Linked DNA regions of Homo sapiens: region 2 is linked to region 1. A link is an interaction called in ENCODE POLR2A ChIA-PET data of the cell type or tissue named here. Cell type or tissue: A673. All regions are shown on one strand. Each heading gives the region's core, and the rest is flanking DNA. Links, peaks and the distances in the headings are about the cores only. Region 1 has its middle 400 kb from the start of LINC00561. Region 2 overlaps CLN5 (CLN5 lysosomal BMP synthase).

Region 1 (17,616 bases), core at 1,349-5,348:
TGAACCCGGGAGGCGGAGGTTGCAGTGAGCTGAGATCGTGCCATTGCACTCCACCCTGGGCAACAAAGAGCAAAACTCCATCTCAAAAAAAAAAAAAAATAAATAAATAAAATAAAAAAAGAAAGAAAGAAAGAAAGAAATACTATGTCATGGCAACAATCTATATCATTGCTAAGACATCACCGGAAATCTAATGATTTAATGATGGAGAATGTATTAGCTTCCCATTGCTGCTGTAACAAATTATTACAAATTTAGTGCTTAAGCAACACAAATATATTATCTTATGGTTTTGGAGGTCAGAAGTTCAATGTGGGTCTCACTAGGTGTCTTAGTCTACTAGAGATGTCATAATAAAATACCACAGACCATGCAGTTTAAACAGGAATTTATTTTTCTTACAATTCTAGAGGCTGGAAAGTCCAAAAGCAAAGTTGTGGTCAGTTCAGTTTCAGGTGAGGGCTCTCTACTTGGCTTGCAGATGGCCATCTTCTCATTGTGTCCTCACATGGTAGAGAGAGAGAGAGAATGCTCTGGTGTCTCTTTCTCCTCTTATAAAGTCACTAGCCCTATAGAATTAGAGCCCCATGCTTGTCAGCTCATTTAACCTTTATTACCTACTAACAGGTCCTATTTCCAAATACAGTCACATTAATAGTTAGGACGTCAACATGTTAAATTTAAGAGGGACACAAATATTTAGTCCATAACATCAGGCAAAAATCAAAGTGTCAGAAATGCTGCATTTCTTTCTGCAGACTACAGGGAAGAATCCATTTTCTTTCCTTTTCCAGCTTCTGGAGGCTGCTCACATTCATTTGTGGTTTGTTCCATCTGGAAAGCCACGCACTCATTTCCTAGAGCTGCTGTAACAAAGGACCACAGAATGGATGGCTGAAAATAACAGGAATTTATGGTCTGATACTCCTGTAGGCCAGAGGTCTGACATCAAGGTGTTGGCAGGGTTGGCTCTTTCTGAGGGCTGAGAGGGGGAATCTATTCATGCCTCTCTCCTAGCTTCTGGGAGTTTGCAGGTATCTTTGGTATTCTCTGGCTTTCAGATGCATCACTCCAATTCTCCATCTTCACGTGGTGTTCTCCCTGTGTCTCTCCACATCGTCCTCCCTCTGTGCATGTCTCTTTGTGTCCCAGTTTCCCCTTTTTCTATGGACACCAGTCATGTTAGAGGAAGACCCACCCTAGTAACCTAATTTTAACTTCATTACCTTTTAAAAGGGCCTATTTTCAACAAGGCTTTATCCAGAGGTACCGGAGATGAGGACTTGAACATTTCTTTTTGGGGACACATGTAATGCATAGAAGTCAGCAATGGCCACTTGGGTCCTTCTCATATTGCATTACATCATCTCACTTCCTCTTCTGCCACCCTCTTCCACTTTCAAGGATTCTCGTGACTATACTAGGCCTACATAGATAAGCCATAATGCAGGATAATCTCCCCATTTTAAGATCAGCTGATTAGCAACAAAAAATTCCATCTGCTACCTAAATTCTCCTTTGCCATGTAAGAGAACGTATTCACAGGTTCCAGGAATTAGGATGTAGACACATTGGAAGGGCCATTATTATGCCTATCACAGAGAGAAATGGTAATTTGCCAAAAACTCTCAGAAGGAGTCCTAGATATGGCTTGAAGGAAGAGTTAGAAAATCCACTTATGTTTGGGAATGTGAAGATGATGTGACTCTGTAGTGGGCATGTTTGCTAAGCTGCCTTCCAAGGAGAAAGGTTTCTGAGTTTTTGAATGACCTAAGTAAATTCAGTGCCAGAGTTAAAATATCCTGAATGGAGAAGCAGTTTTCCATTTCCACAGCATTCTTTCACAGAACTTCCCCTAATCCTACATCAACTTCATCAATCCTTCACAAAGAAGTTGAAGAAGAGCATCAACTTCTTCCCTAAATAAGTGCTCAACAGATCTTAAGCTTGGGTTTCAGAACAGGGTTGCTATGCTATTTTGTGCACAAATGTGGACTGAAATGCTAAGAGTTCAATTTCAAGGAACAAATTTTTGTTTTAGGACATAGATCCAAAAGAATCAGGTACTTTCTGTACCCCACCCCATCCCTGAAAACATACACACATGCACTAACACACACACACACACACACATACACACACAGCTCATTGACGTTCTATTGGTGAAACAAAGGAGATAAGAGAAAAGGAGTCTTTATAGTGTCCTCACTTAAAACCTGTTTTTCCTGAGTTAGGTGCATATTTAGAATTCTGGCATGGTTTTCTCCATATTCAAGCCCATTCTTACCTTCACTGAATATTTAGATTTTGCTTCATGGTTTTTAAATAATTTATACAGTTAGTATTTATTTTATATTCTATAAATTTGCTGAGACCTCTTACATTCAATATGTAAATTTATTAAAGAAAGTGTACATTCCAATTCCCTGGACTAAAAGGCCGAACTGAATATCCTATTTGGTGTATCTGCCAAGGAAGAAGAATTAGGTAAAAACATTCTGAATTATTTCAAAAATCTCCAGGATCACAGTCAGTTGCTAGAAAGACTGGGTTTTCTTTGGAAATATAAAACAGATGGGAGAAATAAAACAGGGAAAAAGAAAGGGCAAGTATTTGAAAGAATGTAAACAGGAAAGAATGAGAATTATGGAAATAAATGAAAGATGAGAAATCTATGAAGACAGAAATTAAGAGAACATATAAAGCAGGGTAAGACTCAGAATTCTAAGGAAATAGAAACAAGGGTATCTGGAGGAATCTAGAGAGAACTAAGGAAGTAAGTAATTATAAAAACAGAGAATAGAAGATATAAAGATAAAGAGACAGTGGAAGAGGAATGCAAATATGAGCAAAAAATGAAGAGGTGGAAAAGCAGAACCTGGTGGCTAAGATTTTTTTTTTATTATTATTATTCTACGGAGTACATTTTCTTTCAATCCTAAGGGAAGAAAAAAGAGAATGTGTGATTAGACTATGATAAAAAGTGAAGAGATGATGGCAGCCAGAGGGCCAGAACCTTCTCAGGCCACTTGGAGGATGCCGCATTCTGACTTTGAACATTGGCTGGAATTCATTCTTGCTAACATGAATCCAGGAATGATGAATTTCTGGGCGCTGCACAACAGCCCCAGATTCATAAATCACCCATAGACTTTGCACATATGAGTTTTATAAATGATTCTCCAGGCATAGTAATCACAGGCAGTGGGAAAGGAAAATGAGCCTCTCCTTTGCAGCAATTTTCCTCTGTGAAGTTGTCATCCTATGACCAGAGTGCAATCCCCTAAGAGGAGCTGCCTATGTAGCCACTACAAGTTTGCAAGGTTATTGGATCCTTAAGTGACTTCTAAAGGCTTCACTATATGTCGTTTTCAAAGAATGCTGGGGGAAGTCAAAATTTAAATTTCAACACTGTTTAAAGATTGAATGATGTAAGCATTTAGGTGATAGGCCAAATTAATGAAATAAAATAAAAACCTAAGCCTTGAATGTGTAAATATCCAATCAAGTGGCCTAGTAGCTTCCATCTAAATTTGGTGTTCTTCCTTGTAGATTCTGACTCCATATACACTCAATATGTGTGAATCTACAACTGAATGGTGATCTGCATTACAGAATCTTCCTGTTCTCTTAGGATTGTGAGTGTGTGTGTGTGCGTATGTGTGCGTGTAGTCAAGATACTACCTAGATCCAGGGTAGTTTTTGAAATTATTTCTGATTTGCTTGCCACTAGGAAAGAAAGTCTCATGTTGCAAGCTACGCATATTTCCAAAGTTCTTTCCTTTTCAAATAGATATTTTATCATTAAAATTTACAAGTAAAGCCATACTTTTTACTCTTCCGTCATTCAGATATCCAGATTGATGTAAAATGAAAAGAAGAGACTGCTGTGCCATGCACTCTAGGATTATCTATCATGAAATCTTTTTATATTACTTACATACAAACTGACTGAAAATTTAAAAATATATTTTAAAAAATCTTTTTAGCATAAATGTTTTTTTCTTTATCTTTATAGGTATCTGAAAATACTAAAGAATGTACAATCTTATGAAATGAGTCAAGATGCACATTTGTGTTACACAAATGTTTTCATGTTTGTTGCCTGTGTAGTGATTAGTAGTAGTTAGCTAGATGTATAGTTCTCTTAGGGAGCAACGAGAAAGTTTACAATCCAAAGAACTCAAAACAATTTAAAGCATTTTGAATTATGTTTTACCACTAGGTATGATTCTCATAACTGTGAGCCAAAGCATTGCATTTCCTGGATCTAAGCCAACATAAAAATAAAGTCTGAAACCCACAGCTGGGAGTCTCTTTAGAATGCCTTCTTTAAACATTGGTTCATGGAGGGGAAGTGCCAAGAAAAAAAATAAAAGTGTGTGTGTATGTGTGTGTGTGTGTGTGAGAGAGAGAGAGGGAGAGAAGAAAGAAGATCTCAAAGAAGTGCCATAAGATCCAGATAGTCACATTGCCTCCAACCATTTTTGGTATAGTTATGAGTTTGGAGAAAAGAAATAATAATCTCAACCACTTGCCTGTCTTAACTCCAGATGCTTAAAATAATTACTTTTAATATGCTTCTTATTAGATTTCAAACAAACTGCTCTTGACAACTACCTCTAGAAATGTCTTAGTGTTTTCCTTTCTATTTCATAATGAAATGTTTTACCCACTCCAAGAGTGATACTGCAAACAGACATTGCTTCACTCAGATACATATGAAAAACAAAATCTGTAGAAGAGCTCCTAAGTGCTACCTTAATCCTTTTTTCCCCTCCTATCCCTTCTTCTCTCCTCCTCTCCTCCCTCTCTCTCTTCCTTCACTCTTTCTTTCCCAACCTCCCTTCCTCCCTTCCTTCCTTTCTTCCTTCTTTCCATTAATCTGAAATCCTGTGGTGGAAATAGCAAAAGATAAAACGGACTCTAGCATTAGGAGTATTTTCAGAGATCTTGAAACATGACACATAATTTTGAGGCAGAGCATAACTTTCTTTAGTGTTTTTTTAACTAACAGACTTTATGTTTTGAGTAATTTTAGTTTTAAGGAACTATGAGCAGAAAGTACAAATAGTTTCCTTATACAACCCCCCACCCCAGTTTCCCTTATTATTAGCATCTTGTGTGCTACATTTGTTACAAATGATGAGTCAATATTGGTGCATTATTATTATTAAATAAATTCCATAGTTTATAGTAGGGTTCATTCTTTGTGTTATTATTTTTATTACCAAAATATAAAGGATGGAGCCCTGATATTCCCAGAGGCCCTGGTTAGTAGAAGCAGTAGAATTGCAGTAATGCCATTGCCATGTGCCTGAAAGAGTGGTTCTTGTGGGAGAAGACTTGAAGGAGCTAAAACGATGGGTAGGCAGACAGGATAGGAGGGCTAATCAAACTGCTGAGTTCATGGTGGGACCTGACAAGAGAGGCTGCCCCTTAGTTACTCTGTATCATGACGCACCAGGCTCAGAACCAGCCATGTGCTATGGAGTAGGTATAATTCGACTTAGTACTTTCTCTTATCATACACTCCTCATAGAGTTTTTTTTTTTCTCTCTACATTGACTCTGAGGAAGTCTATGAGGGAGATTATCAGTCTCTGGTGAGTATTTTTAACTTTTCAAATGAAGTGATTATACAATGACAAAAGCTTTGCACTTAGAATATAGCTTCTCAACAAATATATTGAAGTTATTTTGAAGAATAAATTGTTTGTTTTAAACAATTTTTTAGCTATTAAAAACGTTGATGCCCAAATAACTGCATCCTCACTATACATAATCTCTTTTACTAGGCCAATACTTACTGTTATTATCTAACTTTTGTGGAGTGCTGTGACTGCAGGGGATACTGGAAAAAGTATAGGAATAAGCCCCCAGTGTTACATAGGCTTAAATTAATTTTGGGGGGCAAAAATTAAAGGTATATAATTAGTTCTATTTGTTATTATTGTAAGTTGAACTGTGTCCCGTTCTCCCCCAACCAAAAAGAAAGAAAAACCCAAAACTGAAACCCCTGTAGCTCGGAATGTGACTTTAGAGATGAAGTCTTTACAGAGGTAATCAAGTTAAAATAAGGTCACTGGGCGGAAGGTTAATCCAAAATGACTGGTGTCTTTACAAAAAGGGAAAATTTGCACACGAAGACGCTGTGTAGACGAAGATGATGTGAGGACACAGGAAGAAGATGGCCCTGAAGCCATGGAGAAAAGAAGTCTGGAAGAGACTTCCCTCACAGCCCTCAGAGGGAGTCAACCCTGTCAACACCGTGATTTCAAACTTCTAGTCTACGGAAGTGTGAGACAATACATTTCTTTTGTTTAAGCCGCTGATTTTGTAGTACTTTGTTATGGTAGCCCTAGTGAACGGATACAATTATGTTTGTTTGTTTTTTTAAAAATTGCTTTCTGTTTGTGCCATATGTAGAATTCTCATTTTCAACTTCAACTGTTTTGGACTGGTGAATAAATTTTAACTTGTCATAGCAATTTTCACCCAAAGCACAATTTATAAAGCATGTATTGCCAGGTACACAAGAGGTATTTAATTTTTCTTTAGATGTATTTTTAAAAGGCTTTACATACTCCTGCAGGATTGCCATGAACATAAATAATGCCTGTAATTGTCTGACACATAGAAATGCTCTATAAATATTACGTAATATTATTTTTAAACGTGCTGTCCACAACAGTCTTCTGAGTGTTGTATGTGGTAAAAGAGACTTTAGAGCAACAGGCTGTAAGACAGAGGAGCCAAAAGAGAGGCTTACATATTCCTCAAGCTGTCCACTCTCCTAAAAATACAATGTATCTTGAATAATTTATCTGAATAAAAACAACACGTGGCTTAAGAAAAGGTTTTGGGTAATAACTTGTTGATGTAAAAGACACATACAGTGGAAAATATTCACAAAGCACTAACGTACAATCTGTGATTCAGGTCTGTTTCCCTGCCCGCCCCCTGCCCCCAAACCCCCAGTTCTTCTAAAGGAGCACTAGGCTTATAACCTCTAATCTTGTGTGAAGCCTTGCTCTCCAGAGTTTCTGTTTACTTCCATTATTCCATGTAGAGCCATATATCTACGGATTTTATGCCTACTTGGACACCAGATATTCTTGCCTCTCCCTTGGGGTAATGGTAACAATCGTTTGCACCAAAAATGTAAATGGGCTGGGCATGGTGGCTCATGCCTGTAATCCCAGCACCTTGGGAGGCCTAGGTGGGTGGATCACTTGAGGCCAGGAGTTCAAGACCACCCTGGACAACATGGTGAAACCTGGCTCTACTAAAAACGCAAAACTTAGCCAGGCATGGTGGCGGGCACCTATAATCCCAGCTACTCGGGAGGATGAGGCAGGGGAATTGCTTAAACCCAGGAGGTGGAGGTTGCAGTGAGCCTAGATCATGCCACTGCACTCCAACCTGGGCGATAGAGCAAGACTCCGTCAAAAAAAAAAAAAAAAAGGGAAATGGTCTTGCTATCTTGTTGCAGTAGCAGAAGCAGCTGAATCTGTTCGGCTAATAAAGACAAAAAAGCAGCCATTCTCATTCTTGTAATGCCTATATGCAGTCTTCATTATCTAGATGAACAAAACTTCATCATCCCCAGTCAGTAAGTCAACCTGCCCATCAGGAGGCAGCCCCACTCACCTCAAGTGTCACACAGTCTTGGATTGGGTTCTCTTACCATGAGGAGGATGCTTGAAAATTCCAACCATAAACATCCACATCCACCAGATCAAGTCCATTTCTTCCTTTCTCTGGGGTAATGAATTTCAGAACTATAACCAAGTTGATTTCAAACTTTTGAGAGAAACCAGAGTTGAATGTTTTGGCTTTGCTTGCTGGTTGACATTTTTTATAAATTACCTCTGTCTTCCCAGACAGAACTATTCATTTAAATAATAAAGTGTGAACTTTGACTTCTGTTTAGCTGGTTTATAAGATACAAGGCTCTCCTTTCAATGTATTAAACAAAATACCTAAACCAGGCATTTTTTTTTATCAATGTATACTCAAAATCTTTACTATTCTATTCTGATTAAAATCCCAGCTGAAATAATTTTTATTCAAAAGACAAATTTTAATGATTTTTAAGCCTGATTCTGAGTTAGATAGAGGCAATGGAGTTAGTAAAAAAATAAATAAATTCTCAGCCCTTCAAAGATTTTGGGGTCAGACTCTCAGATTAGGTCATATATTTTTAATAACCTCACAAATGAGTCTAGTGCACTCAGCCTGACATGGGAACTGCAGACCATATGCAATAAATTTTGGTATTAGTGGAACCCTGAAGTAATTTCAATAATAACTTCTAATGAGATAATTGCAATTTTTATGATTTAAAAATTTCTTAGCAATGATAAATCTCTAAAAAGCAGTTTAGTATAGTGAACATAGATGTCCTTCAGGGTCAGATAAACCTTGACCAAGTTTCCCTGTATTTTAAGTGGGGATTATAATAGTCTTGCAAGTAGACTGGAGACGATATGTATTGAATACCATTACAGTGCCAGGCACACACAGAATGCTCAACAAAGGATACCCATTACTATAGAAGACATGTAAAACCACTTCCCTGGGGAAAGAGTGTAACTTTTGAATTTTCCTAGTTTTTTCTGTATTACCTAAAAACAGCAGAAATTTAGGTGTCTAAACTTCATTGTTTTTTATTTCTACAGACATGCGTTAATAGAATCCTCATATAACAAAACGTTCTTGATTTTTATCAAGGAGTACTAAAAGAAAGCCACACTATTACTTTTGCATGTTTGGCTAAATTGCTGAAAATATTGCTCACTGACCCTATTATAAAGGTTTACCTGTTGTTAAATACAAGGAAACATATTTTTCTTTTAACATACCAGCATTCTTCCAATTATACATAATGATTATTATAGGATTTATTTTTTCTTTAAGCCATCACTGCCAGGAAAGTGAATTCTGACCTAAATTTAATGCTTAACTATAATAATTCTTCTTGGATTTTTTGCATTAGGTTCCTTTCTTTGACTTTACCTCTCAACTCTTATTTTCCTGTCCATATCATTCTTTCCTAGTTTTTTTAAAATTTTATTTTAAAATCATCTTAAATAATGCAGGATGTAGGCATAAATGAATCAACTAATCAACCAAATTTCATAGTCACCTATTCCAGTAATAATGCTGCATAACAAACCTTCCCAAAACTCACTATCCTATGACACAAACATTTATTCTGTCAAAACAAAACTTGCACTTGGCAAAGTAAAACAGGCAAGGAAGATTCTCCAAGACTATTGCAACACAAGAATGATTAATACTCAGTTTGAACCCAACTCCACTCAAACAAAGAGCTGGAGAATTTTTAAAGCAAGGATATTTTGGGGGGTTGAGGAGTAGATAGTAGTCTAAATATGCTTACTAATTGGCTTACCCAAAGGAAACCTAAACTTCCTTCAAGGCAGGAGGTAGTTTTGCAGCTTGGAGCAAAGTACCTGCTGAAGTTAGGCTCCTATCCTGCCATAGAAACTGGGAGATAGGGGTAAGGGGTGCTATCTTCCTTGATGATTACATTTCAAAGACAGGTTCCCAGGTCCTTGAGAAAGACATTCATGAGGCTTTTTAAAACAATTTACATTTCGAAGGGGCAGAGAAAGAATTTACAATGACAAATTTTGTAAAATAAGTTCTTTAAGGGAAGGGAGGTCAGAACCCAGAAAAAGCCTATTTAAAGTTTAGAGAAGCTGAGAGGAAAGTTAAATTCTTCTTAACTTACAGAGTCTGTGCTCTGCTGATTAAGGCTGGGCTCACTCAGGCAGTTCTATTTAGGGCTGCAGCTTAGCTAGACTTGGCTCTGGGATTTGGCTTGCAGGTTGTTCAGCCTGCGGTCTATTTTTCACAAAGTATATTACCAACATGAAAGAGTCAAACTTTACCATGCAATCAATCTAAATCCACTAAGTGTATAACATCTGCCAATATGTTTGACCAAAGCCAACAGACTTGGTCAATGGGTATTGGTCTTAAATATCAAAGGGTTAGGGAAATATATTCTGCCTTCAGTAATAGGGGAGGAATGTGAATATTTGTTGAAAAATAATTCAAACTATCTCAGCAATCAACCATCCAACAGAAGCGAATAATTAGCTGGAGAAGTAGAAACCTTCTCAGAATTAAAAATATATATATTGTTTAGGTGGTCCAACCTCTTTCTCAGCCTCACTTCCATCCTAAGATAGGGATAAGAAAAACAGACAAAAATACAACAAGGAAATATTACAGAAGAGACAAACGAAAATGAAGACGAGGGCCTCCAGTCTTTCAAATTCTTTGATGCACCACTTCAAATTCATGATGCCATAGTGGAAAAAAAATCTTAAAATAACTGAGTAGTCAGACACACACAGGGAGACTGTAGCAAGCTATTATTGGAGAAATTCAGAGAAGAGAAAACCTATTACCTTCATATAAGAAAACATTAATCATTATCATCTGGTGAAGCATACAGATATGAAAACAGGTGACAACAATACAGTTTAATAATAGCATACTAGACTGGATGCTCTATGAAAATAATAAAAGGGAAACAGGAGGCAAATATTTGAAAGTTCAGTTTTCAAGAAAGCAAGCATAAAAGTTTTTTTTAAATGAGGGCACAAAAAGAAGGATGCATATAAACTACTGCTACTCAAAAATGTTTTAGCTCAGAAATCCTTCATATTCTTAAAAATTACTGAGAACTCCAAAGAGTTTTTGTTTTTGTGCATTATGATATTGATATTTAACATACAGAAATTAAAAATAAAAACTTTACATGCTTATTAATTTATTGTAAAATAAAATAAGCTATTATATATCCACATAAATAACATTTAATGAGCATAATTATATTTTAAAAATAAAATTTAGCATAGAGAGAGGCATTATTTTTCATTTAAAAAATGTCTACATGTCTGGCTTAAGAGAAGGTCATTGCATTCTCATATCTATCTCTGCATTCAATTTCTCATTTCAAAGTATTTGAAGAAAATGTGTTTTTTCAGATATGTAGATGGAAAAAGAAGGAATATTTTAATAACTTTTTCAGATAATTATAATTTATTTTTCTTGATACTACAACAAAACTTGACAAGTGGTAGCCTCTTAAAGGCTAATTGAAATACGGAATCTGAAATGATGTCAATGAACTTTACATACTCTGATACATTAAATTTAATTGATCACTCTTGCACTTGGAATAAATCTTTTATTCTGGCATGATTTTGCAATGTTATGCATTTGATCATTTGGAATAAGTTAGTTTATAGTTTTCATTTTACAATATGAAATAATCATATTTGTTATTATTACTACCAATCTCATCAGAAGAGTCAAGTACTGGGAAGCATTCCAGTTCATGGTGGCAAGATAAAAGTTTTTTTCCTGAAGCTATTTTTTTTCCTGAAACCTCACATTTTATTATTGGCAACAAATTATGTGAGTTGTTTTATTCAAGTAACATGTTCATTTTAAAAAATTATAAATAGGTATGGCAGATAAACCAAGACAATAGCTTTTCAGTTGCTCTTAAATGCAAAAAAACTTTTTTGAAACTAGTCAGTTCAACTCACAACTTAAACAAATGCACGAATGATTTTCCCAAAGCTCATCATTCTTGACTATGCAACAGAATCACTTTGCACATACTTTTCATTTTATCACATGGATTGTTAAAAATGTGTGTATACCAACATAGAGAAACCCCGTCTCTACTAAAAATACAAAATTAGCCAGGCGTGGTGGTGCATGCCTGTAATCCCAGCTACTTGGGAGGCTGAGGCAGGAGAATCACTTGAACTCAGGAGGTGGAGGTTGCGGTGAGCCAAGATCATGCCATTGCACTCCAGCCTGGGCAACAAGAGCTAAACCCCGTCTCAAAAAAAAAAAAAAAAAATAGTGTGTATATAAGTGTTGAGATCTAATTAAATCAATGATATTTACTATCTCATCAAGGACATTCTTAACTGAAATCCAGTTTCACTTCCTTCTTTTACTGTGAGTGCAGATGGTGAGGGATACAACAGCTAGCATTGGGTACAGCCTTGATTACTACTAAGGTATTGGAAGTTTTACCCAGCATTGATTTGTTCCATTAGCACAAATGTTTACACAGTACAAAAGGCAAATATCTTAGTATCATTATGAAAATAGATATGACTTCTTGGACCCTGTAAAAAGGTCTCTCAAAGACCTCATGTTGAAAACTAGGGATGAAAAAGATAAAATCATAGTGTAGAGTCTTAAATTTGTTTCTTTATGTATTTTCTTTCTTTCCTCAGAATGCAAACTCCAGAAAAGCAGTCGCTGTTTCTATATTGTTTTTCTTGTATCTTAGCACTTAATACTAGAGGCAGATTAATTGAATATGTAGCTATCTATAATATCTATAGTGTTTATATATGTTAAGTGTTTATATATAAGTTAATGTATTTGTAAGGTTTCATGTTTTATGTATTCGGTCAATAATAGTTAAAACCTATTTTGATAAAACATGTTAGAAGGAAGAATATATTTTTCTACATAAAGTTATAAAATTACTGCCATTTGCTATTTAAGATACAATTAAAGGATCTGCAGCCGAAATACACAGGAAAAAATGTTTTAGGAATGTGTTATGCAATTATTTAATGAAAATGTTGTTTTATTCTGATTTGTTTTCAAATTTGTATTTTTATTCTCTTATTCTAAACAAGTATTTTTTGTACCTAATTTTGTATTCTTGTTGTTAAACAACCTCCCCTCTCAGTTGTATAAGCTTCAAGACTTCAAAACCTAGATCTACTTCTGCATAAAGTAATATCTCACAAACAGTAAGTACTGTTCACTAAGTACTGATTGATTGAGTTAATGGATCTATTCAAGTCTTGTAGTAAAACCTAAATGCCTAATCGAGCTTTACAAATTTTTATTTGGACCAAGCAGTCCAAATAAGGGACAAATTATATAATGATGATGGATAACAAACAAAACCACTTTATATATTTCAAGAAGAATAATCTTTATACTAAAAAGAATAAATATTGAAAAGGGACAACTGTCATCCAAGATAGGAATAGGAGATAAACTGTAAAGAACACAGAGTTGATCAACACTTGCTGTAGTTTCAATCATGCACCCCCACCCCACCCTCCACAAGGTCTGAAAGCCCTAACCTGCAATTGGCAACAGCTCTTGATATTTACGGACCAAATTCCCTCACTGGGAATCACCACTGATAAAATTTGCACTGTTCAGCTTTACCAAACCAAAGCCCATATGTATTCCACTAAAACAAAGTATTTACCTCTGGGCATTGTATATTAGGAAACAAAGTGAAAAAAAATTAGTAGAAATGATTGACAAGGAGAGCCAAGAAATTATCTCATATGAAAAAAGAATAGAGTACTTGGGTTTTAAGGAAAACATACATAAAAGATATGGGAAAAGGCATTAATCAAGGATTAGTGAAATTCACATTAAACCATAGCAATAAATTCTGGAAGATCAAGGCCCCAAGTGAGATATGACTTACTCCCACCCTCAATACACCATGAAACATGTGATAGCCATTTTCATATACTGAATATGAATATCAAGAGAGAGATAGATCCTATTTATCTAGTCAAAGAAAAGACTCTAGTGGCAAATGAGGGACTAATTCACGGATTTAAAGGCATGCAGTGTAGAAGAATTAGATTTATGTAACCCAGAGGTTAGATTTTGAGCTATGGTAAAGAAGCCACAGAAAGACACAAGAAAAGGCATTTTTTAATTTCTCACTCTTTGTATTTGATTCTCTAATTTCAAAGTTAACTTTAAAAAATACATAAAAAATTTCAAGCATCCTAAATTACACAAAATTTGATATTTTTGTATTTATCCTGTCTTTTCTTATAAACATTTAATTTTCATTTTTAAAAAAAGTGCTTATAAACCTACACTAGGTATGTTATATGGTGGGAGAGTTTCAATGACTATATGGAAGGTTGGGCCAGGTTATGTTGATAATCCTTACCAAACCTTACATTCTAGGGTTCTTTTTAATAAATTATAGTTTTTATTTCCTGCATTGGTAAATACTACTATGAAAGTTTTCAGACAAATGACCAATTAAAAAGAGGTCCAATTTTAATAGCCTTAGTTATTAAAATTTTTATCCTGTTTATACACATATGCCTACATTCACTTGCACAAACACACACATATACACACACTCTCATATATTTAATCAAAAGTTATTATAGCAGCTGATATTAAGGGCCAGTATTCTAGGAAGGTAAACTAGTGGAACTTTTCAATTGAGTTTCTATGTAGTGTCTCTGAGAAGTGAGAATGTTACAGATTTAGGAGAAGCCTCTGTTACATGAGATGAAAATATTTTGGCATTACCGCTTCCTGTGTTTGACAATTCTTAAAGTCTGTTATCTAAGTGAATAGATTCAAGCTTCCTATGAGGTGATTTTGTCCTAAAAGATATTCTCAGGGAGGTTACAAGATGGCCGAATAGGAAGAGCTCCAGTCTACAGCTCCCAGCGTGAGCGACACAGAAGACAGATGATTTCTGCATCTACAACTGAGGTACCAGGTTCATCTCACTGGGGCTTGTCGGACAGTGGGTGCAGCCCACGGAGCAGGGTGGTGCATCACCTCAACTGGGAAGTGCAAGGGGTCAGGGGATTCCCTTTCCTAGCCAAGGGAGGCCGTGACAGACGGTACCTGGAAAATTGGGACACCCCCACCCTAATACTGCACTTTTCCAATGGCCTTAGCAAGCGGCACACGAGGAGATTATATCCTGTGCCTGGCTCTGAGGGTCCCATGCTCACAGAGCCTTGCTCACTGCTACCACAGCAGTCTAAGATAAAACTGCAAGGTGGCAGCAAGACTGGAGGAGGGGCATCCGCCATTGCTGAGGCTTGAGTAGGTAAACAAAGCAGCCCGGAAGCTCGAACTGGGTGGAGCCCACCACAGCTCAAGGAGGCCTGCTTGCCTGTGTAGACTCCACCTCTGGGAGTAGGGCATAGCTGAACAAAAGGCAGCAGAAACTTCTGCAGACTTAAACATCCCTGTCTGACAGCTTTGAAAAGAGTAGTGGTTCTCCCAACAGGGAGTTTGAGATCTGAGAACACACAGACTGCCTCCTCAGGTGGGTCTCTGAACCCCGAGTAGCCTAACTGGGAGACACCTCCCAGTAGGGGCCATCTGACACCTCATACGGCCTGGTGCCCCTCTGAGACAAAGCTTCCAGAGGAAGGATCAGGCAGCAACATTTGCCATTCTGCAATATTTGCTGTTCTGCAGCCTCCGCTGGTGATACCCAGGCAAAGAGGGTCTGGAGTAGACCTCCAGCAAACTCCAACAGACCTGCAGCTGAGGGTCCTGACTGTTAGAAGGAAAACTAACAAAAAGGACATCCACACCAAAACCCCATCTGTACATCACTATCATCAAAGACCAAAGGTAGATAAAACCACAAAGATGGGGAGAGACCAGAGCAGAAAAGCTGAAAATTCTAAAAATCAGAGCATGCCTCTTCTCCTCCAAAGGAACGCAGCTCCTCACCAGCAATGGAACAAAGCTGGGTGGAGAATGACTTTGATGAGTTGAGAGAAGAAGGCTTCAGACGATCAGTAATAACAAACTTCTCCAAGCTAAAGGAGGATGTTCAAACCCATTGCAAAGAAGCTAAAAACCTTGAAAAAAGATTAGATGAATGGCTAACTAGAATAAACAGTGTAGAGAAGTCCTTAAATGACCTGATGGAGCTGAAAACCATGGCACTAGAACTACGTGATGCATGCACAAGCTTCAGTAGCTGATTTGATCAAGTGGAAGAAAGAGTATCAGTGATTGAAGATCAAATGAATTAAATGAAGTGAGAAGAGAAGTTTAGAGAAAAAAGAGTAAAAAGAAATGAACAAAGCCTCCAAGAAATATGGGACTATGTGAAAAGATCAAATCTACGTCTGATTGATGTATCTGCAAGTGACGGGGAGAATGGAACCAAGTTGGAAAACACTCTGCAGGATATTATCCAGGAGAACTTCCCCAACCTAGCAAGGCAGGCCAACATGCAAATTCAGGAAATACAGAGAACACCACAAAGATACTCCTCGAGAAGAGCAACTCCGAGACACATAAGTGTCAGATTCACCAAAGTTGAAATGAAGGAAAAAATGTTAAGGGCAGCCAGAGAGAAAGGTCAGGTTACCCACAAAGGGAAGCTCATCAGACTAACAGCAGATCTTTCAGCAGAAACTCTACAAGCCAGAAGAGTGTGGGGGCCAATATTCAACATTCTTAAAGACAAGAATTTTCGGCCGGGTGCAGTGGCTCACGCCTGTAATCCCAGCACTTTGGGAGGCCGAGGCAGGTGGATTACGAGGTCAGGAGAGCGAGACCATCCTGGCTAACACGGTGAAACCCCGTCTCTACTAAAAATACAAACAATTAGCTGGGCGTGGTGGTGGGCACCTGTAGTCCCAGCTACTCGGGAGGCTGAGGCAGGAGAATGGCATGAACCCAGAAGGCAGAGCTTGCAGTGAGCCGAGATTGCGCCACCACACTCCAGCCTGGGTGACAGAGTGAGACTCCGTACCCTCTCCCCCACAAAAAAAGAAAGACAAGAATTTTCAACACAGAATTTCATATCCAGCCAAACTAAGCTTCATAAGTGAAGGAGAAATAACATCCTTTGCAGACAGACAAATGCTGAGAGATTTTGTCACCACCAGGCCTGCCTTACAAGAGCTCCTGAAGGAAGCACTAAACATGGAAAGGAACAACCGGTACCAGCCACTGAAAAAATGTGCTAAATTGTAAAGACCATCGAGGCTAGGAAGAAACTGCATCAACTAACGAGCAAAATAACCAGCTAACATCATAATGACAGGATCAATTTCATACATAACATATTAACCTTAAGTGTAAATGGGCTAAATACTCCAATTAAAAGACACAGACTGGCAAATTTGATAAAAAGTCAAGATCCATCAGTGTGCTGTATTCAGGAGACCCATCTCACATGCAGAGATACACACAGGCTCAAAATAAAGGGATGGAGGAAGATCTACCAAGCAAATGGAAAACAAAAAAAAGCAGGGGTTGCAATCCTAGTCTCTGAAAAAACAGACTATAAACCAACAAAGATCAAAAGAGACAAGGCCATTACATAATGGTAAAGGGATCAATTCAACAAGAAGAACTAACTATCCTGAATACATATGCACCCAACACAGGAGTACCCAGATTCATAAAGCAAGTCCTTAGAGACCTACAAAGAAACTTAGACTCCCACACAATAATAATGGGAGATTTTAACAGCTCACTGTCAACATTAGACAGATCAACGAGACAGAAAGTTAACAAGGATATCCAGGAATTGAACTCAGCTCTGCACCAAGCAGACCTAATAGACATCTACAGAACTCTCCACCCCAAATCAACAGAACATACATTCTTCTCAGCACCACATCACACCTATTCCAAAATTGACCACATAGTTGGAAGTAAAGCACTCCTCAGCAAATGTAAAAGAACAGAAATTAGAACAAACTGTCTCTCAGACCACAGTGCAATCAAACTGAACTCAGGATTAAGAAACTCACTCAAAACC
Region 2 (4,000 bases), core at 1-4,000, 670 kb after region 1:
AGACATGGTTTGATTCCTACGACTGTTCCAAATTTGTGTTAAGGACCTTTAACAAGTTGGCTGAATTTGGAGCAGAGTTCAAGAACATAGAAACCAACTATACAAGAATATTTCTTTACAGTGGAGAACCTACTTATCTGGGAAATGAAACATCTGTTTTTGGGCCAACAGGAAACAAGACTCTTGGTTTAGCCATAAAAAGATTTTATTACCCCTTCAAACCACATTTGCCAACTAAAGAATTTCTGTTGAGTCTCTTGCAAATTTTTGATGCAGTGATTGTGCACAAACAGTTCTATTTGTTTTATAATTTTGAATATTGGTTTTTACCTATGAAATTCCCTTTTATTAAAATAACATATGAAGAAATCCCTTTACCTATCAGAAACAAAACACTCTCTGGTTTATAAAACACCTTAATTCTACTGCTCTTTTTTCTCCAATCACCAGCATCTGTTTTTCAGGGGGTGATTTTACTTTTGTGAATTCCTTAGCCTTTCTTCCTTGGTGCATAAAGTTAAAATGCACATCAGCAGAATTGCTGCATATTAACATCTCAGGACTCTTCTCTTGTAAAGAAGCTGAAATTCGTACTATATTGGCCAAAGTGAGCGAGTTAGGTGATCTTGGTTTCAATTTCCGAGCCTTTGTTAATATGGAGAATTATGGTTCATATCAGTTATGTAGGACCTTTGGACCCAGGGTCCTACAGATAGATATGGTGTGCCCAGATTTTAAAAATACCTTCAAAAATAAAAAATACATTCAGTGACATTTTCATGGTGGGAGCTCTTCTTTCTGATATGGCAGTTACACTTTTTCACTTAAGTGCTTTAGTTTAGACTAACTTTACAACTTCTATAACTTTTGGAACCAAGTTTAGTATAGTCTGATTACATTCCATTCACCTAACTTTAGACATTCGTTTAGACACCATAACTGGAGTGATTGTGCTTCTAGATGTGGCAAATCCAGTGTTAACACATATTTCTGGCTGAGATTTTGGAACTAGCTAGTAACTGGCTTGTGTTCTTTAAGCATACTAACATCACTAAATCTTAGGATTTAGGATTGCTGTAAAGATGTAAGTTGTGTATGTTTGGCAGGTCACATTGAATGGCAGTGATAATGATTAATCAAAGAACAAATGTCATCCTTGATCTTGCCTAATGTAGTTTATGTGCCAAACTTTCCAGGGTTTTGTAGTCACCTAGATTTTAAGCTGATAGCATAGTGCTTCAGCGGTTCTTCTAACCGGGGTATGCAGGAACATGGCTGCAGACACGTTTGGGTAAACAGGCACCTTCTGACTTCTTCATTGTTTCCTGTAGTTCTCCCTCTTCCCACAAAGCTGTCAGCGCAGTGGAAGAGGTTGCACTTCTCCGAGAGAGGACAGGTTTCTGTTAAGATCACCAAGTAGCTGTGCTTTAATTAGAGCCAGACAAGCTTTCAAGGTCCTTTAAGTATTTGATGATCAACTGAACACGTTTCTATTCAAGGAGAAAACACCATTCAGTAAGAAGATGGAGTAGATATCAGATAAAACAATTCACGTTTAATATGTAAATGTACCAATTATGTGATTCAGTTTCAACTTTCAAGTACTTCCTGAGAGGTTAGTACATTATTATTGAGCTCTCACAGAAAGCTTAATCATAGATATAATTAACCTGATCCAAATGAGTAAAGTGGACCTTAGAAAGGCTAAGTGATCTTTCTCTGGCTATCCAGCTAGTAGTAATGAAGTCAGGTCTTGAACCCCGGTTCTGCTGACTGAATTGGATGCACTATAGTACAGGCTTTTAGCACCGAAGTGTGGTCCTCAGACCAGTGCCTGCCAACCAGATGTTACTGGTCTGTGAGGAAATAAGTACAGATACTGACAGGAAGCTTTTATAAACAATTTATTGGAGTGTTTTTGTTTCTGTTGGGTCTAATTAAAAAAATTGGAGCTTGTATTTTATGTGTCTTTGGTCTTATTTTGTCTAGGAATTCATTTTTGCTGGGTTTTTTTTTTTCAACTGTAGTCCCACAACAGTCTGAAAATAACCCAGTCACCAGATATCTTCCTCAAATACAGAGGGAGAACTTTCTTTCACGCCTCCTTTAGCCTGTCGACTCCTTATAATAATGCCTAAATATTCCAAATTAATACTGCCTCTTTAACCTGCTAATTGTTTTCACAATGTTACAAGAAAACTTGGATCTGTGCATTATCACCATCTAGTGGCTAAACTCAGGCAACACGAACTTCTACCAAACTCAGGAAATTGCTCTGGAAAAACTACAGGATTTTGGATTTCCAGAACTGCCTTGAAGAGACAAAGATTCTTGTACCAAGTTTTGGTCAACTGCAAATCAAAGAACTTGGTTATGCAGGGAAAACAAATGAGGATATCTGTACCTGGAACTTTTAAACAAGATTCTAATAGTTATGTGAAAAAAGCATTCAAGATTTTTGAGTAGGCACAGTGGCTTACGCCTGTAATCCTATCACTTTGCGAAACTGAGGTGGTGGAAGGATCACTGAAGGTCGGGAGTTCAAGACCAGCCTGGCCAATGTGGTGAAACCCCGTTTCTCCTAAAATTAAAAAAAAAAAAAAAAAGCTAGGGGTGGTGGTCCATGCCTGTAATCCCAGCTACACGTGAGGCTAAGGCAGGAGAATCACTTGAACCCAGGAGGCAGAGGTTGCAGTGAGCTGAGATGGCGCCACTGCACTCCAGCCTGGGCGACAGAGCGAGACTCCGTCTCAAAAAAAAAGCATTCAAGATTTTTCATTGTTCCTAAGAATCTTAATTAAATGAAGACAGAAAGCATCATAAAGTCAGGTAACTACAGCACAGACAGCATTAACATTTACAAAAGTATTTCTTAAGAATTAAACCTGTCAGCTCTACTTACAAGATGTAGAGCTTTCAGGTGAAGATGATTCAAGAACATGCTTTCAAAATAGTAGTTGAGAAACCAAAACATAGCCACGCAGAAATCTGCCAATTAAGTTTTGCTGCCCTTTGAGCAATATGACTTAATGTGATTTACTTTAATTATAACTTAAGTACAACTTAAATGCAGTTTCTATTTTGCTATTGTTATAGATGTAGGCTGGGTGCGGTGGCTTATGCCTGTAATCCTAACACATACTTTGGGAGGCCAAGGTGGACGGATCACTTGAGGTCAGGAGTTCGAGACCAGCCTGGCCAACATGGTGAAACCCCGTCTCTACTGAAAATACAAAAATTAGCTGGTTGTGGTGGAGCATGCCTGTAGTCCCAGCTACTTGGGAGGCTGAGGCAGGAGAATCACTTGAATCCAGGAGGTGGAGGTTCCCACGAGCCAAGATCGCACCACTGCACTCCAGCCTGGCAACAGAGTGAGACTCCGTCTCAAAAAAATGTTGTAGATGTATAAAATTTATACATTTTTAGTCTGACTAGGGCTTTAGAGTGAATATATCTCCTCATTAATCTGGCACAAAATTAGTTAAGTAAGTATACCCACAAAGTGTCATCTAATATATTGTTGCATGTAGAGGAAAACACAGTGAAGAAACCTACTAACTTTATTTGGAACCCTCAATATTGGTGGCTCCTTAAAAATTGGAGAAAAAAATCAAGTCTTAGGAAGTCTTATCCAGTTTTATGGTCTGCTGTGGTGGCACTTAATGAATTACCTGGAATTATAGTTCCTGTAAGATGTTTTATTTTTTAAATAGTTGGCAGGCTATACAAAGAGTGATGTTCCAAAACTACACACATGCTTTTTCCCTGTTCACAAAGGCAAACAGGCTGGCCAAAGTGTTTCCAGCATCTTCGTCATATTTACCCTTTATTATCCAAGTGGTTTCCTGCTCTTCAAACCTTCCTTTCAAAATTTTGTCTCCTACTTAAAACAAGTTAGGATTATTTATCCTTTTATTGGACTGATTATTCTAAGGATAAGCTCTTACTTCACTTTCGGAGTAAAAGGCTTTGTGCCCTTTTTAAAGTTGGGTGTCAGCAA

What was found. Peaks named below come from ENCODE experiments on the same cell type or tissue, not always from the same donor. Only the 100,000 strongest peaks of a DNase experiment are listed, where the experiment ranks them.
Region 2: POLR2A ChIA-PET joins it to region 1 with 5 read pairs; 2 of 35 experiments call an interaction of 5 or more read pairs at or near these places.

Annotation. Positions count from the first base shown.
Region 1 is chr13:76,327,831-76,345,446 of GRCh38, forward strand. No RefSeq gene overlaps it. Among named protein-coding and RNA genes, the nearest start is that of LINC00561, 400 kb to the left of the region's middle. In A673, for the core only: no CTCF peak of the experiment used is centred there; no DNase peak of the experiment used is centred there.
Region 2 is chr13:77,000,560-77,004,559 of GRCh38, forward strand. CLN5 (CLN5 lysosomal BMP synthase) reads left to right here. Exons shown (of 4, transcript NM_006493.4): 4 at 1-4,000. The coding sequence ends at 410. Among named protein-coding and RNA genes, the nearest start is that of CLN5, 10 kb to the left of the region's middle. In A673, for the core only: a CTCF peak has its summit at 2,243 (motif pointing left); a DNase peak (open chromatin) is centred at 2,232; H3K27ac peaks cover 644 bases.